Linked DNA regions of Homo sapiens: region 1 is linked to region 2. The links are chromatin loops, found by intact Hi-C in ENCODE. Cell type or tissue: mammary epithelial cell. All regions are shown on one strand. Links, peaks and the distances in the headings refer to the core of each region. The heading gives the core; the rest is flanking DNA. Region 1 has its middle 51 kb from the start of HMHB1. Region 2 has its middle 110 kb from the start of HMHB1.

Evidence for each region. A loop is a pair of places that touch in the nucleus more often than their neighbours do. Peaks named below come from ENCODE experiments on the same cell type or tissue, not always from the same donor. Only the 100,000 strongest peaks of a DNase experiment are listed, where the experiment ranks them.
Region 1: a loop joins it to region 2, with 5 times the contacts of the local background. A loop is called at or near these places in 3 of 110 quality-filtered maps.

Annotation. Positions count from the first base shown.
Region 1 is chr5:143,858,099-143,867,525 of GRCh38, forward strand. No RefSeq gene overlaps it. Among named protein-coding and RNA genes, the nearest start is that of HMHB1, 51 kb to the left of the region's middle. In mammary epithelial cell, for the core only: a CTCF peak has its summit at 2,352 (motif pointing left); no DNase peak of the experiment used is centred there.
Region 2 is chr5:143,917,459-143,926,885 of GRCh38, forward strand. No RefSeq gene overlaps it. Among named protein-coding and RNA genes, the nearest start is that of HMHB1, 110 kb to the left of the region's middle. In mammary epithelial cell, for the core only: no CTCF peak of the experiment used is centred there; DNase peaks (open chromatin) are centred at 3,543 and 4,243; H3K27ac peaks cover 4,045 bases.

The DNA.
Region 1 (9,427 bases), core at 1,017-9,016, 59 kb before region 2:
ATGCTAAATGACGAGTTAATGGGTGCAGCACACCAACATGGCACATGTATACATATGTAACAAACCTGCACCTTGTTCATATGTACCCTAAAACTTAAAGTATAATAATAATAAAATTTAAAAAAAAAGTAAACAAAAAAAAAGATGTATATCATCTTCACTTTTCTTCCCTGAATGTCAGGAAGGATGCTCGCTCTAAAACATATTGGAGTAACCGTCCTGCTGAGGCAGATCTTGCCTTTGCTTTTCTTTCCAAAGAAGACTTGTACTTTGAACTTTCCTCCAATCAGTCTCTACTTGCTAGTATTCTCCCTGCAACTGGACTCCCTCTGAGCTGCTCTTGAACTCTAGAAGTCTGTGATAATGTTCTCCCTGGAGGAAATATAATAAAGTCTGGTTGTTGACAGTCTTTCTTGTGTTGATCCAAGGTCTACTTTTCTATAACTTCCAATTTATTGGCTTCAGATCATCCCCCAGGGATAGACAAAACACACTCCTTCTGCCATCGATAATTTTAATACTTACTCTAAATCTTCTGTTCTCTGGGTTACCTAGTTCCACTAAGGATTCCTCTTTTTCCTTAAGCAGTTATTTATTGAGTACTATGTTGGTTTGCTAGGACAGCCATAACAAAACACCACAGATGGGTGGTTTAGGCAGCAAAAATTTATTTTCGCACAGCTTTAGAGGCTGAAAATCCAAGATCTAGGCACCAGAGGATCGCTTTCTCTTGAGGCCTCTCTCATGGGCTTACACATAACTGCCTTCTTCTTGTGTCCTCACATGGCCTTTTCTCTGTGCCTGCACATTTCCAGTGTCTCTTTCTCTACTTGTAAGGACACTAGTCCTGTTGGATTAGGGCCCCACTCTTATGACTCTATTTAATTTAACTTTACCTCCTTAAAGGCCCTATCTCCAAATAGGAATTTGAGCTTTAACATGAATTTAGAGGGATGCAAATCAGTCCATAACAGATTCATATGCAAAAACAGCAGGGAAAAAATAGAACACCCTTGGCCCAGTGGACAAATGACACCCAAGGTAATACTAGTTAGTGGCAGAGCCAGGGGCAGAACTCTGGATGGAGTAAGACTTATTTCCTCTCTCTTTATGGAATTTATATCCCTATTTATTTTGCCCAATATAACATTTACTCTTGTGGAAGATCTGTTGACATAAAAGAGAGCTCAGCTGTATGCTTTTCTCCAAAACCATTGTACCTTGGTTTGTGTCTGTGTAATTCTTCTATTTTCATACTAGGTTGAAATCTGGGTGGAGTTAAAGGTAATGTCTTCCAAGACTTTGTATGGCTGTACTCTGACAAATACTGTGCACTGCATACAAGGAAAATGGTGTTACCTGACCAGGACTGGCTTTGTGTGTGATCTGTGCCCGTGGTTTAATGTTTCACCATGGCCATCTTGAAATTCTAATAATTTTTTAACAAAGGGCCCCACATTTTCATTTTGCACTGGGGCCCACAAATTATGTGACTGACTTTAAAAAGGGAAACGTTTGGGCCAGGCACGGTGGCTCATGCCTGTAATCTCAGCACTTTGGGAGGCTGAGGTGGGTGGACCACCTGAGGTCAGGAGTTCGAGACCAGCCTGACCAATATGGTGCAATCTCGTCTCTACTAAAATTATAAAAATTAGCTGGGGATGGTGTCGCGTGCCTGTAGTCCCAGCTACTTGGGAGGCTGAGGCAGGAGAATCACTTGAACCTGGGAGGCAGAGGTTGCAGTGAGCCGAGATCACGCCATTGCACTCCAGCCTGGGTGACAGAGTGAAACTCTGTCTCAAAAAAAAAAAAAAAAAAAAAAAGGAAACATTTATGAAGGGTCAATTGGACAAGAAGTCAGAACACCTGAGTTTTGTCCCAGGGTCAGCCACTAACTAGTTAAATATAATGATCAATCTTCATTTACCTCCCCACCAGCAAGATCCTATCTTCTAGCTCAAAATTATGCAACCATGCTTAAACAAAAGGTTTCTGTAGAGAACATCTGCTGTTTTTGCCTGCCAAGCATTCACTCCCTCATCTTTCAGAGTGTTCCTTCTCACTCTCTGTCCAGGGGTTACCAGGTTCAGGTTGCTGGCCCCATTTAACCCACTACCTCTGCTCCAAGGAAGTGGTCCAGGCCCAGCCAATCAGTATATTTTACCCTCTGGAAAAGTATGGAACTGTCCAGAAATGGGCATGTGGCCCAACTGGGGTCCATGGGATTCGGTTACATTACATTCAGGGACTGTTGTGGCACTGCTGAGAGAAAGAGGTAGGCCTGGAGCTGCTGATCATTACCTGGCCTCCATGGGGACACCTGCTGGAGGACAGAGCCAGTCCAGAGGAACAGCAACTGAGAGAAGAAGAGAGTGAGACCAAGTCCTGAGGACATGGTGTGAACCTGTGGATGAGCAGCCAGTTGTGCTTACACCCTGGAGATAACAGTTGTGTCAATAACTGAGAGAAGAACCAATGATGTCTCAGAATCAACCTAGGTGAGTGTCCCTTCCAACAATGGGGATTGTTCACCACTGGATCCTGGGTGCATAGCAGAGTGCCTGCCACATAACAGACATGAATTAATAAATGGAAATCACTATAAGAGATAAATCTAAGTGTTGCAAGATAATAAGTTCCTGAAACAGGCAAATTTTTTTTTTGTTTATATATACATTTCTGGGTCCCAGAGATCACAAAGAACCAGGAAACATCGTTCAGTGAAACCCACTCTGCAAAGAATCACTTTTAATGCCTGCCAAAGTCATCCTAATTGAGCCAATGAAAGCAAGATCTAAGACAAACTTCCAGGAAATAGCGTCTGAAATTCAGCATCACCTTTTAAACTTGGGCGTTTGGTTTAAATACGAGTATATATTTTCTTTATTAAATTAAAATGCACCCTGTGTGATACAGGAAGAATGAGGTGGTAGCCTTTGCTGAAGGAACAAGTAGAACTAAAGGAAGCTTAAAACAATCTGCCTTTACCCTACCTGCTGTGTAATCAGGTATGTTGAAAGGTAATGAAGCAGCTTAATTATTATCTTTTAAATATCTGTTTAAAATACTATTATTTCTTTGAAATTGCTCTGATTAAACATTTCTTTGATCTCAGTAAATAAGGAGGTTTGTAAAATTCCCTTTGGGGCAGGAGCCTACAAATTCCTCTATCAACTGGCAAATGATTGTGCGAAAGGAGCAGAGAGAAGAGTCTGTCTCAATATGAAGAGATAAAATTTCCATAGTTATCTATTAGTGGAAATGGACATCTCTGAAAGGAGCTCTTTGTCCTCAGAGGAGTTCAAATGGAAGACATGTGTGCTCTGCAGGGAACACTGGAGAAAAGAAAGGTAATACATAACTGATAATTGAATAGATCTCCAATTCTGCAAATCTTGGGACAAGCCAAAGGAAATTCTGATATCTTAAGTTCACAGTTTGATCTATGCACATGCTATGGTTTGGCTCTGTGTCCTCACCCAAATCACATGTCACATTGTTAATTCCCATTGTTGGGGGAGGGACCTGATGGGAGGTGATTGGCTCATGGGGGCAGATTTCCCCCTGGCTGTTCTCCTGATAGTGAGTGCTCATGGGATCTGGTTAAGAGTGTAGCACTTCCCCCTTAGCTCTCTCTCCTGCTCCACCTTAGTAAGACATGTTTGCTTCCCCTTCATTTTCTGCCATGATTGTAAGTTAACTGAGGCCTCTCAGCCATGCTTCCTGTACAGTCTGTGGGCCTGTGAATCAATAAAACCTCGTTTCTTCCTAAATTACCCGGTCTCAGGAAGTTCTTGATAGCAGTGTGAAAACGGACTAACATAGTACAATCTTTGTGGTGGCAAATGTGAAACAGGAGAAATCTGACACTTCAGCAGGGATAAGCCCCTTTCCAACACTTCAACAATTGATTGATATATCCAACAGCATATCCACCTTGGCTTACCACCCCAGCACTGAGCAGAGCTCTTGGCAAAGTGAGCATGCCGTAAATACTTGTTAAATGATTGAATAAATTGAATAAATAAATGAATTCATCTCTCAGAGGTTATGTGCTCATGTTTTTTTCTACATTTATTTTGCTCCATACTTTTCTTATGTAATAATTAATCATGTAACACCTTGTGGCAGATCACATTACTCACCTTGTACTGCATTATTTAACTTCTCATATATTTATGTCTTACTTTCTAAGATAGACCATGAGTTATCTGAAGCAGGTATTATATGCCTTTGTAAGCCCTTCAGTACCTTTAGGTACACTTAAAGTAAGTTAATAACATTCATGGAGACCACAAATAGTTGGTGCAGTCAGCCTCCTCCTTATAAGGGTTGCCCCTCTGAGGATATTACACAGTTCCTTCTTTACAGCCCAGGATTTCTAAAGTTCCTCAATTGAATTGCCCTCTATCTTGTTTCTCAATGCACAGGGCCATTGTCAACATAGTGGACCTCAAAAATCAACCCAACTAAAGAGGGATTAGCAGATTATTGGAAGTAAAAGTGGTATGGAGGAACTCAGGGATGGTCTAAATCAATTCCCTCATTTTGGCTATGAGTAACCAAGGGCAACTCTCAAAGTAAAAATATTTGCTTAAGGTTATAGAGCAACTTGAGAGCCCAGAGATCCTGACCCCAGAAATTCTGCTGCCTGTGGAGATGACAAGCTCCTGGATGCAGGACACTACCTCAATAATGACTTTACTTTTCATTAACTAGACTTACATTTTTTAAACATTCGTTTTCAAATGGCCCCATCAGCCAACACAAAAGAAGAGGGATTGCTTTGAGTATAAAATGCGTAGGGGATCATGCTTCTCTTTCTCCACAAATCAAAGAAATGAAAGATTGGATGTCAGGACTTGCACCACAGAAGCCCTTTCTGGAGGGACTGAAAAGATTTTATTGTACTCTCTGAAAGTTAGTAATTGCATTTCAAAAAGAAAATAAAAGTGATGAGTATTTCCCCTTGAGTTCAAAGACACCCGCTAATTTTGTCCTTTACTACTCAACTCCTGGCATTAGATTATAAATATAGTGCAGATAGGAGCACCATTTACCAGCTGGATTCCTGAGACTGGTGAAGAATTTAGCACTGGCAAAGCTCATCCTTCAATGACTGCCTTCTATTATAATTAGTGGTGTAGTGTACCTGCTCCTTGAGGGCAGCAACTGTGCTTTATTCTTACTGACTTTCTAAACGTGTAAATCACTAGGGATTCCTCTTCTACTGAAAGTCCTACAATGAGTTTAAGATAATTCAAAATAAATTTGAGCTCCTTCTCAGGGCCCTTCACAAGGAGCTAAAATCTGGCCCTGATCACTTCTTTGGCTTACTTCACACTGTTCTCTCTTTACATACTTGCTCCAGCCACTGTGGCCATCTTCCTTGTCCTCCAGCAGGCCAAGCTTGCCAGTGCCCTTGTATGCTGTTCCCTCTGCCTGGAATGCTGTGCTCTAAGGACTTCAAATGATGATTTCTTCTCATAACTAAGGTCTCAGTTCAAATACCTCTGCCAAGAGGTCTTCAAGGCACACTCCGTCATACTCACCCTATTTTATTTCTTCTACAACACATCTCAATAACTGAAGTTATCTTGTATATTTATTTTTTATTTCCTTGTTGTCTGTCTTGTGCCTCTAGAATATAAGCTCTTTAAGAATATAGATCTCATCTTGTTCACTGCTATATTCCCAGTTCCTAGAAGAGTACGTGGCACATAGCAGGTGCTTAGTAAATAGTCATTTACTGCATCCCCTATAGTGCCTCATACCACAGTGTCACAGGTGGAGAGGCCAAAATCATATGATAAAGAGAAAAGAGGGCCATCTAATTTATAGTTAAGATTATATAGTCCAGGCATGGTGGCTCACGCCTGCAATCCCAGCACTTTGGGAGGCCAAGGTGGGCAGATCACCTGAGGTCAGGAGTTCAAGACCAGGCTGACCAACATGGAGAAACCCCATCTCTACTAAAAATACAAAATTAGGTGGGTGGTGGTACATGACTGTAATCCCAGCTACTTGGGAGGCTGAGGCAGGAGAATCTCTTGAACCCAGGAGGCGGAGGTTGCGGTGACCCGAGATCGTGCCATTGCACTCCAGCCTAGGCAACAAGAGCGAAACTCCATCTCAAAAAACAAAACAAAAGAAAACAAAGCAAAAAAAACTATATAAACACGATGGTCACCAATACAGGGCTGATGGAAAGACAGATTATTTGGCTAGTTACTGTATCTGTGTCCTTAAGTACCACTGCTGTTTTTAAAATGGTAATAGAAAAATTTTATGCAGGGCTTCAAATAGTTTCTTCTCAAAATCTGTTGTTCCTTTCCATTTGGATATATCAGTAGTTTATGGTAGAAAAAATACTGGACTAGTTAGAAATGGCAAATTGGTTTATCTCATGTGGCCAATTTGAATTGATAGCTGCCTAGAGGACCTAGGTAGGTGGTATCATGAGGTGATAGCTGCCTGGGGGAGCTAGGTAGAGGTATTCTGAGAATAAATGCAAATTTGCATGTCTGCTCTGGCCCTGTTTGGGAAGTGGCTATGTGATGATGAATTATAAGTCTTTCCAATTGCAGTGACTGCCTTTTGTCACATAAAAGCAAAGTACTGTAGATAGATGCTCTGGAAAAGTAGTTTAATTGAATTATACAACTATCTAGGTTAATGAAATCAAATGGGATTTTCACTTTCTCCTTGGTGCAATAATGAAGAAATCAAGAGGGCTGCATCATTTTTAGCATGTGACTTTGGACAGATCATAACCTTTTAGCTTTAGTTCTCTTGATTCTAAAGTGGCTCAAATAATTTTAATCCACCTAAGATTATTAAGGGATCAAATAAAAAATATCTAATCAAAACCAATATTATTATGCTATACAAATGTATGGTACTTTGTGGGAATCTGCGAACCTCCATACCATACTCACTCCCTATGTGTCCTGAATTTTCTTGGCCTTACTCAACTTTTGGGTGCCACCATGTGGCCCCTTGCCTCCCCCAGCAGTCATGGATGTCATTTTAAAATAGGCTCTAAGCTTTGATGTGCAGCTAAGGCAGAGCCTCTCAGATGCTGCTTGATACCACCCATGCAACGGATCCCGGGCATTGCTTTGCCGATATCTTGCCTCATCTAGGAATTTGTTTTGGAATATGTCTTGGACTACAAATTGTTATCTGGGAAGCTGGTAGATTTATTAACTTAATTAATGCTGGGAAAGTAAACAATAGCTTTTCAGGGATTAAACTTTTAGGCTGGAGACTGTTTTTTTAGAGGGACCACGTGCATTGTTCTGTTCCCAAGTCTATGTGCTTTTTATCTTCTGGCCAGTGTTCAGACTTGTTGCCAGTTTCTCATAGAACGTTTGGCAGAAAAATGAGGAGGAAGGCACCAGGGAAACAGAAATGGAGCAAAGTGGTAAGAAATTCTTTAAGAAGTCTGGGAGCCACGAGGGAGAGGGAACCAGAAGAAAGTGTGCTGACTGACAAGTGATGGAAAATCACTGAACCATAATAGACCTCACTTGTATTGACATGCGCTAACTGAAGTGAACAGCTGGGGTAAAGTTACTGAGCATCTTATTTCGGAGTTTGGCAGTGGACCGAACTCTATTTGCAAAGGAGACAGCTACGACAGGATTTTACAGGTCTAATGCAGAACAAAAATGTAGTCAGCTCAGCCCAGCAACTGAAGTATAGCAAGAGGCCTTTACTTTTGTTAGACACAGTTTTTATAGAAGAGATACCCCGCTGGCTCTCCTTTCATGTATAGCATTTGAGATAGCTTGAGCCTGTTGTTTGATTCCCTTCAGTATAGTCAGGATTGTAATTTAGCAGCATGCTTGTGCAGGTGATACACTATATCAGGTGCTTTAACCATGTAACCGAAAAACAACAACAAACAACAACAACAAACACAGAAAAGAAATTACATAGTAGTGTGACTTCTAAAAGCTAACAACATTAACTGAACACTTACTCTGTGTCAATCACTGTGCCAAATCCTTTTATATGCTTACCTTATTTAATCCTCACAGTAACCCTATGTGGTTGGTACTATAATTATCTCTGTTTTGCAGGTGGGGAACCTGAGGCTTGGAGATATGAAGTTATATGCTCCGATGCAGAGTTAGCAAGTGACAGAGCAAGAACTGCAATGTAAATGCATCTGACACTCAAGCCTGTGTTCTTCACCATGAGGTCCTACTGTCACCACAGTCTACACACACCTAAGATGTGTGGGAATTCATGGGACCACTTCTGCTCTGACTGTTTCAGTCTTTTGCCTTGGTGTTTAATATTGTATCATGTTATTCTCTTTTGTCTCCCAGTGTTTTGGTATCATGTTACTGCAACTCTGGAGGTTTTGCTGGCTGGTAGCTGGGTCACTTAGAGTCTTCAAATGATTCTTATTCCTTTGGAAGCGCTTTATAGAGCAAAGAAAGTTGGTGGAAGTGGGAAAAGATAGGTGGCTGATTTCCTCTCCTTGATCTTAGGAGGACAACTGGGCTTAGGGGCCCCAGAGGAGACGGTGAGCTCAATGGAGTATTGTTTTATGCTGCATTCTGCAGGCAGGGACTACATGCCCAGCTCACTAAGGAAGTTCCACCATTTCTTTTTTTTTTTTTAATTTCTTCTAAAAAATAAAACAAAACAAAAATGGGATACATGCACAGAAAATGCAGGTTTGTTACATAGGTGTACGTGTGTCATGGTGGTTTGCTGCACCTATTGACCCGTCCTTTAAGTCCTTTAAGTTCCCTCACCTCACCTCCCATCCCCTAATGGGCCCTGGTGTGTGTTGTTCCCCTCTCTGTGTCTATGCGTTCTCATTGTTCGACTCCTACTTATAAGTGAGAACATGCAGTGTTTGGTTTTCTGTTCCTGTGTTAGTTTGCTAAGGGTAATGGCTTTCAGCTTCATCTATGTCCCTGCAAAGGGCATGATCTCATTCCTTTTTATGGCTGCATAGTATTCCATGGTATGTATGTACCACATTTTCTTTATCCAGTTAAACATTGATGGGCATTCGGGTTGGTTCCATGTCTTTGCTATTGTAAATAGCACTGCAATAAACATATGTGTGCATCTGTCTTTATAGTAGAATGATTTATATTCCTCTGGGTATATACCCAGTAATGGGACTGCTGGGTCAAATGGTGTTTCTGGTTCTAGATCTTTGAGGAATCACCATACTTCAACCATCCTCCACAACGGTTGAACTAATTTACATTCCCACCAACAGTGTAAAAGCGATCCTATTTCTCCACAGCCTCGCCAACACCTATTGTTTCCTGACTTTTTAATAATTACCATTCTGACTGGCATAAGATGGTATCTCATTGTGGTTTTGATTTGTGTTTCTCTGATAATCAGAAACATTGAGCTTTTTTTCATACATTTGTTGTCCGCATAAACA
Region 2 (9,427 bases), core at 790-8,789:
TTAATACACACACATGAGTGCATGTAAAACTGGAGATACCAAATTAAGGTGGATGAATGTCAATGTTTGGTTGTGATATTGTATAATTATGCAAGATGTTGCTATTGAGTGAGATGACATAAGGGTATATATACCTCTATGTATTATTTCTTACAACTATATGTAAAGCTATAATTATCTCAAAATATAAAGTTAAAAATGTAAAGATATATTTGACTCAAGCACACAAGAAGGACTATGTGAGCACTGGCTCTTTTCTTTCTTTTCCAACTTTCCTCCACCCTAGGATCCTCCAATGGGGGAAACCAGGATTTAGTGCATAATGCTGTCCCTGTATATTCCCAGGATCAAATCTGACTAAGGTATTTATCCCAAATTTCTGTGTCCTGGAGACAATAATTCCACTTGGTGCTTTTATTCACATTCTTCCACAACACAGGAAAATGACCTCTGGAAAATGTATGCTGGGGGATCACAAAAGCCCCAGTATTTGCTGATTTTAGTAAGTGGAACTAAGGAGAAAAAATATGCATAATCAAACCATAAAATTAGATTCTTCAACATTTTATAAATCCAGTATTTGTGTGGTAGCTTGACTAATATCTCCAAAGAGAATTGACTCAGACATCCAACTTTTTGAAGAGCATCAGAAGAATGTTACATTTTTTATTTTATTCCTCTAATTATAAAGGTAATGCATCTACCTTATTTTAAGAAAGAAAATATAAAAATTATCTATAGTTCCATGACTCAAATATACATACTGATTTTTTTCATCCTCTTATTTTTCTTAATCAGGACATTTTTGATTATAAACGATAGATACTCATTCACACTGGACATGCTTCAGGTATAACAAAACACAGGACTCAGATGATGTACTTAGGGCTCATTTTCAGGCCCTTCAACTCCGGGCTCTGTTTGCTTGTGTGTAGGTTCCATCCACAGGCAGGTTCTTCCCTCTTGGTTGCAAGAATGGTTGCGCAGGTCCAGGCTTCTTTTTTACATTTAGGCGATGTTACATAGAAAGAAAACTTCTTCCCGACAGCTCTAATAAAGTCCCCAAAATGAAGTAACTAACTTGGCTTGGCTGAGTCCATTTTTAAACCAATCACTAACCAAATAGTTAAATTGTACTTATTTTCCAGGACTGGGTCACACACATGAAATCAGGGCAGGGGATGAGGGTGTGGCATCAGAGAGCTTTTACCAATATAATCCTATTATTAGAATTTGGGAGAATGTATGCCGAGTAGAGAAAAATAAGATGTCCATTTATCTTTTGTGTGTGTATATTTGTATATACAAACACACATGTATATTTTTGTGAATAATGTAAGGATAAAATTGAAACTTATTTCTCCACCCCTCTGGGTTGTAATGATAAACCATAAAGATGTATATGGAAATGTCAGGGATCTAGAATAGCCGAAACAGTCTTGAAAAAGAACAGGTTTGAAGGATTCATACTTCCTGATTTCAAAATGTATTACAAAACTACAGTAAATAAGATTGTATGGTACTGGCATAAAAATAGAGATATAAATCAGTGGAATAAAATGGAAAGTCCAAAAATGAACTCATACATTTGTGGTCAGTTGATTTTCAACAAAGGAGACCAAGACAGCTTAATGGAGGTGGTGGGGGAGTGGGGGAAAGGCTGGGGGTGGAGGGGGAAAATTAGTTTTTTCAAAAAGTAGTGCTGAGACAACTGGATGTCTGCATGTAAAAGGATAAAGCTGGACCCCTCCCTCACATCATATGCAAAATTAACTCAAAATGGATCATAGACCTAAATATAACAGTGAAAACTGTACAGCTTTTAGAAGAAACTATAGGAATAAATCTTCATGACCTTCTATTATGCAAATCTTTCTTAAAACAATACGAAAAGTGCAAGCAACAAATGAAAAAAATAGATAAATTGGACTTTATGGAAATTAAAAACTTTACAGAAATATAAAAATTTATATTAAAATATAAATTATGAAACTTAACATATTTTCTGTTGCATCACTACAAGCATCAATATATTTGGCCAATGAAGGCAACTACTGCAGAAACATAAATTGGAAAACAAAGAACAAGTACCAAATAGAAAAATAACTAAACTCGTTTTCTTTTTTTCTGGTTTTTGAGACGGAATCTCACCCTGTCTCCCAGGCTGGAGTGCGGTGGCGCAATCTCAGCTCACTGCAACCTCTGCCTCCTGAGTTCAAGCAATTCTCCTGCCTCAGCCTCCCCAGTACCTGGGACTACAGATGCGTGCCACCACACCCAGCTAATTTTTTTTTTTTTTAGTAGAAATGGGGTGTCACCGTGTTAGCCAGGATGGTCTCGATTTCCTGACCTCGTGATCCGCCTGCCTCGCGCCCCTAATGCGGGATTACAGGCATGAGCCACCGCGCCCGGCTAAACTTTTTTTCTTGAATTAATGGTGCAGAATTTTCCATTTCTGGTAAAACTCTTTTGAATACATTAAAGGTGAATTTTCTAAAAAAAAACAAAAAAGGGGGTAAAATGAGTTTCAGACAATGTGAAATGGTGCTAAAGATTTTATTTAACGCTTTATTAATAAAGGAACCAATAAAATGATGTAATCTGTTCAAAGTAGAATCCAAAGGGCAGATATACCTAGATATCAGGAGTATTAGAATGCATTTACCAATTTTCACTCACACAACTGGCTTTGGGGAGAGGCAGGAATGAAAAAGGAGGATTATCCCGCCACTGGATGGAATTCATGTATATACACAAGAATTATTTTCGTTGCTATCAGTTAGTTACAATGTACAGATCTATAAAATAGCTCAAAATTAATAAAAAGCTAGCATCAGATAACCTGGAAGGGTATATGCTAAACAATGCATAGTTTTGCATTGAAGATACACAGTATTCTTTTCTGACTATTCCATATTTCCTTACGAATATTTTAGCAATCACTATATCATCAGGTTTCTCTGTTTTCCAGTCTTTTGTCCTAACTCCATTGTAGTAAGGATATCACTTTAAATTTTTTTAAATGCAAATAAATCTAAGACCACTATTGTCAAGTTAATATCCACTTGGTACTTGTATGATGAATTATTATAGTTGTGAAGGTAATATAGTTTCTTATATGCTGAGACTATGGACCAGAGTTGGCTGTTAGTGCTGAGTACATAAGACATTAACAAAAAAGGATAATGAAAATGACCATAAATAGGAAAACGCTACCATGCCGCTTAATATTTTCCGAACTTTGAGTCATGATTTACTTGTGGGTCATGAAATCAAAGAGTGATAACAAAATTAAGAACAGAAAATATGAAAGTGTAGTATATATGGTGAAGTTAAGAATTGGTTCATAAAACCTTGGTTGCAGGATGTGCTCTGGGTCACAATGTGAAATCTACTTCTGCTATAGGTCAGAGTCAGTGGAAAGTCACTATTGTAGCCGGTACCTAACATGTTAAAGAGAAAGTCTATATAGTCTTACTCAGTATGAGTCACCACTGGACAATATTCAATATTCACCACCTCCTCAATATTCAAATCCTGGATAGCCTGAGAAAGTCAATGACATGCATTGTGCTGAGATCATGTGGTTCAGGTTAGAACAGTTTTTCTGGGCTTTGACTGAATCTCACAGATCTAAATGTGTTTTTATTGCCATGTTTGCTAAATGTCCTTGGTAAAGAGTGGAGACTCCAAGGAACACTGGTCAAGGTATGTCACCTTTTCACTAAAATAAACACAACTTTATTTCTCAACTAGGAATAGTGTCAACATAACTGAAAAATTCAAATAAATTTTGAATTGCTTGAACTGCCTTTATTATATATTTTATAGATTATCTAACATCAAATTATGCTATGATCACTTTTATTCAGTAACTTACTGATTTTGTATGTTTTTATACAGAAATGGATTATCATTCTAGTAGAGCCTGGAGAGTTCAAACTGTCTGAAAGTTCTACCTAATCTTTTCTACCTAATCAATGCATAAGACACTGGTAACTTCTTAGGCACTCTCTCATAATCTCTGCAATTTCCCTTCTGTATTCTGAAAGTAAACATCTATTTTTTCAATCTGTTGTAAGCTGCCATATATACAACAAGCTTATTACATCTTACAACCAGACTTCCACTTGTAAATTGCCTCCTCCTCCTCATATAGAAATTCTGGAGCTGCCACTCATATTTCTTCAGAATCCCAGTGACTCACTGTAGAATCAGCTCTGCCTTTTCTCAATTTCTGGCATCCTTCAAATATCTTTCAGATGAGAAATGGGGTTGAAATTGGACAACATTTCTTTCTACCATCCCTTGAGGACAAGATTTCAAAATCTTTACCCCCAGGCTTTCAAAGGCCAGGCCTGTAATGCCAAATACATGTGAGATGTTCTCCATTATGAAGTCCCTTGAATTCTAAATTTAAATCTCAAAAAAATCTAAATCTGAACTTTTTTTTTCCTGTCTCCCAGAACAGCTGCTTTCTCCTACTGACTTTCTGTGTTTATGAAGATCCCTTGTTTTCCCAGACTTCAAGACTCAAAACTTCAAGATCATATTGGACTCCTTTTTTGGTTCTCACCTTCTCCATTTAATCCATCATGAAAGTTTACATCACTCAACCAATTCGAAATCTGTCTGGCTGGGCTCTAAACCTACTTCACAGTGTTCATTCTGGCAAGAAGGTGTCATGAGAGTGTCTCTTGATTGACTCAATTGATGAGACCAGAAATAAATACAACATGACATCATGGTAGGAACAGTTTTCTATCTCTAGCTTAAAATAAATCTAAAACATAATAGGAACTTATTAGGAAGAACAATGGCTTTGTAATTTTCTGTCATTTAAAAAATAAAGAAAATTCTCCTTTCACAGGATTATTAAATGCTCATTCCAAAGTTTAAAAAATATTACTTGTATATGACTATATTTTATTTCACTTTATAGTAAGTTCCTTCTATAGTCCTGAATATATGGGTTGCTAGTTAAAATTAAAGCAGCCTGTAATCCTACTACTTAGGGAGGCTGAGGTGAGAAAATTGCTTGAGCTCAGGTTCAACACCGGCCTGGGCAACACGGCGAAACCCTGTCTCTACACGAATTACAAAAATTAGCTGGGTGTGGTGGTGTGTGCCTGTGGATCCAGCTACTCAGGAGGCTGAGGTGGAAGAATTGCTTGAGCCCAGGAGGTTGAGCCTCAATGAGCTATGATCACGCCACTGCACTCCAGCCTGAGTGACAGAGTGAGACCCTATCTCAGTAAGTAAATAAATATGTAAATAAAACTAAAGCAGAGACCATGATTTCCTTTCTATTGTTTTCTAATTCTTCTTTAAATGAGTCACTTTGCACTTTTCTTTTCTACAACTGGAAAATCAACAAATACATTTTAAGCTACTGAGGGCCAATAGGTTTCAATTTCCTTATTGGCTAAGATTGACGGTTACTACTTGGAGTGCTGTGTCAGGAAGAATTGTGAGTCACAACCAGGTCCTGCCAGAAGGAATACTGTGCTCAATTAGTGAGGTCCTCTGTGGGCTTGAGAAGGGAACATGATGGCTCGCATGTCACATGAAGCAAGAATCAAGGCCAATCTGAAAGTAGAACAGAAGAGTTTGACACTTAGATGGCATACTTGAATGCTATGTAATTAAGGCTTTTGTCACAAAAGTGGCTATTTTGCCATCCTGTCACAATACTGAAATTCTAGGATTAGCAACTTTTAAAGACTTTTTGAAACCTTTCACTAGTAAAAAAGTTTTTGAAAACTTTCACTATTAAAATACTACCTTTATTGTTCTTATTCTGGGAAAGTGAATGGGTTTAAGTCATTATCAGCAAACAGTTAAGGAGGAAGTAGTCTATGAGATTGATTTTCAACCTTGAGTGTGGATGAAAGAAATGATCTTTGTAATGAAATATGGGGTGCATTTATTAGAAGGAGAAAGTGAGAACCAGGAGGATGAAACTGTGAGTAGAAAGAGAACTGAAATTGGAATTGGATGGCAACAACGATGTCTTTGTCTCCTTAAGAAATAGCTTCCCATCTCCTCTTTGAAAAAAGCTTTAAAAAAAAGTAAAAGAAAAACTAATGAAACTAAACAAAAAATAAAAAGAAAAATAAATCAAACCTTGGTGAGGTTCATCCTTAATATTCTCTAAAAAGGCTCCAAATTTTCCTCGTTCTTTATCCCTTACTAGGTCAGCAGCAGCATATCAAAGAAGCACAAACAACTTGCTGAATTCGATTCTAAGTGGGCATAGCTTTGTGCCTGCTAAAAGGAAATAAGGATTTAGGCCCTTTAGATATAATGGCGACAGCAACAACAGCAATAAATACAATGGCCACCACTCCTGAGTGTACCATGTCTTGGTTTTGCTCTGAAATGCATGTACATGCTGGATCTCCTTTAATTCTCATCCAATCCATGATGCATCACTCTAATTATCTCTGATTTACAGCTGGGCTTCAGTAGTCTGCTTAAAGTCATGCAATGAGCAAATGACAGAGCCAGAATTTAAACCCAAGTCTTTCTTAGGCCAAACCTTATTTCTACCTTTCTCCCTTGCCTGTGTTCTCTTTCAGTTTCTTACTGAGACCTAGGTAACTATCCATGTCAGCTCTAGGGCTCAGACAAGATGAGTCACACTTGCAGGAAATATGAGAGAGAAAAAGCTACAACTCTATAGCATGAAAAGTGATTTTCATATTGTTTATACTTAAATGAGACGCTCTGCACTAAAATTCTCTCGTTTCCACACTTTGTACGGATATATAAATTCTCCCAAAATAGGATCCAGGTGCCATTTATATAGCAACATTAACCCTGAATCTCTCAGTGGGAAAAATCCTGTAAACTGATGATAATACTCATGTTGGCACAGGATAATATTAGAAAACCAAAGAAAACATTTTCTGGTTTGTGTACCTTGAATAAACAGATGTTTAAAATTCTACTTTCCCTACATTTACCAAGCATATAAATGAGAACTAATTAGACTGAAATTCCATGGACCGTGTTCCAACGCCCTAGTTTAGTCATCCAGTATAAACACTGTAAATGAATAAAATGCAGTATATTTAACAATTTAGAGTCACGGTTCCTTAAATTCAACTGATACAGTATTACAGTGCACTGAGTAACAAAAAGTGACTGAAGTTTTGTTATTTTATTTGGAAAAACAATTACCACAGAAAAGTACATAGTATGAAAATATTCATGTGTCCTCATCCCAGAATTAATTAACATTTTGCCATATATGCTTCTAAAATTGTGTTTAATAAAGACAAAATAAAACATTACAAAGAAAGCTGCAGTATTTTTGTATCCCTTCCAGATGGAATATCCCCTTCTCTTTCTCTCCCTCTCCAGAGTCAGCATCTCTTTGGAACTTGTTGAATATCCTCCAATTCATGATTTCATATTTTACTAGTTAGGCAGACACAAAATGTTATAGCATTATTTGTGACTCGAAATTTTATAAAAATGGTCTATTTTATATTTTGCATTCTGTTATTTGCATTGTTTTTTTTTTTTTTTTTTTTTTTGAGCAAAAAGGCTGTTTATTTCACCTGGGTGCAGGCTGGCTGAGTCTGAAAAGACAGTCAGCGAAGGGAGATGGGGTGGGGCTGTTTTATAGGATTTGGGTAGGTAAAGGAAAATTACTGTCAAAGGGGGGGTTGTTCTCTGGCGGGCAGGTGTAGGGGTCACAAGGTGCTCAGTAGGGGAGCTTTTGAGCCAGGATGAGACAGGAGAAGGAATTTCACAAGATAATGTCATCAGTTAAGGCAGGAACAGGCCATTTTCACTTCTTTTGTGGTGGAATGTCATCAGTTAAGGCAGGAACTGGCCATCTGGATGTGTACGTGCAGGTCACAGGGGATATGATGGCTTAGCTTGGGCTCAGAGGCCTGACATTCCTGTCTTCTTAAATTAATAAGAAAAATAAAATGAAATAGTGGTAAAGTGTTAGGATGGCGAAAATTTTTGGGGGTGGTAGGGAGAGATAATGGGCGATGTTTCTCAGGGCTGCTTCGAGCGGGATTAAGGGCGGCGTGGGAACCTAGAGTGGGAGAGATTAAGCTGAAGGAAGATTTTGTGGTAAGGGGTGATATTGTGGGGTTGTTAGAAGAAACATTTGTTCTGTAGAATTATTGGTGATGGCCTGGATATGGTTTTGTATGAATTGATAGCACCAGGAGATATCAGCTGTGATGGTTTGGAGAAACAGTGTAAACTGGCAGTGTAAACAAGAGCAGGGCATTTATGAGTACTTGAGAACGGTGAATAGGAGTATGACTAGACAGAAGACAGTAGGGATGACAAGTTTTTTGGGGTGAGTCTAAGTTGGTCTGGTGTCTGGGATGAGACTGGGGCTTAATAAAAAGGAGCATCTATACAGGAGCTCAAATGGGCTGTACCTTGTAGCATCCCGAGGACAGGCCTGAATTCTGAGAAGGGAAAGTGGTAAAAGTATTGTCCAGTCCTTTTTAATTTGGTGGCTGAGCTTGGTGAGGTGTGTTTTTAAAAGACTTTTAGTCCATTCTACTTTTCCTGAAGACTGAGGACTGTAAGGGATATAAAGGTTTCGCTAAATACTAACAGCCTGAAAAACTGCTTGGCTGATTTGACTAATAAAGGATGGTCCGTTTTCAGACTGTATAGAGGTGGGAAGGCGAAACTGAGGAATTATGACTGACAGAAGGGAAGAAATGACTGCGGCGGCCTTTTTAGACCCTGTAGGAAAGGCCTCCGAAGACAGCTTTAAAGATTGCCCCCATGCTAGCTCTCCCTGACTGATCCCAACCCTTTTCATTACACACAGCCGAAGTGCAGGGCTGTGCAGTCAGAATTCTTACACAAGAACCGGGACCGCTATTTGCATTTTTTAACTAAATGTGGTATCTGTCCAACTTAATACATATATGTATACCTATTTATGTTAACTGCTATGTAGTATTCCAGTTTATAACTACATCAGAGTTTATCCAACCATTTATCAAGGACATTTAGTGCTGTCCAGCACTCCCCATTTTTGTTCCTATTACAAAAGACTTCTTGTGTACATGTACACGTGTGGTTTCTAGGCTATATATCTAGCAGTGAAATTTCTGGGTTGGAGGTGTTTGCATTTTGAACTTTACTAGATAATTGCCAAATTGCTCTCCAAAGTGATTGTAGCATTTTATACTCCCACCGGCAGTGTACTAGAGTTCCCATTTCCAATAGACTTAAAAACACTTCAAATTGTCTGACTTTTGAATTTAGGAGCTCTGATTTTGATTTCTTATTTTGCCAGCTCTTAGATTGCATACATGGTATGCCATAGAAGTGCTTGGCATGCATTTTTATTATCATTAATATAGAGCCCACATAAACAGCACTAATACCTTAAAATCACATTTGAAGCAGATATGTATTGGATGTATTT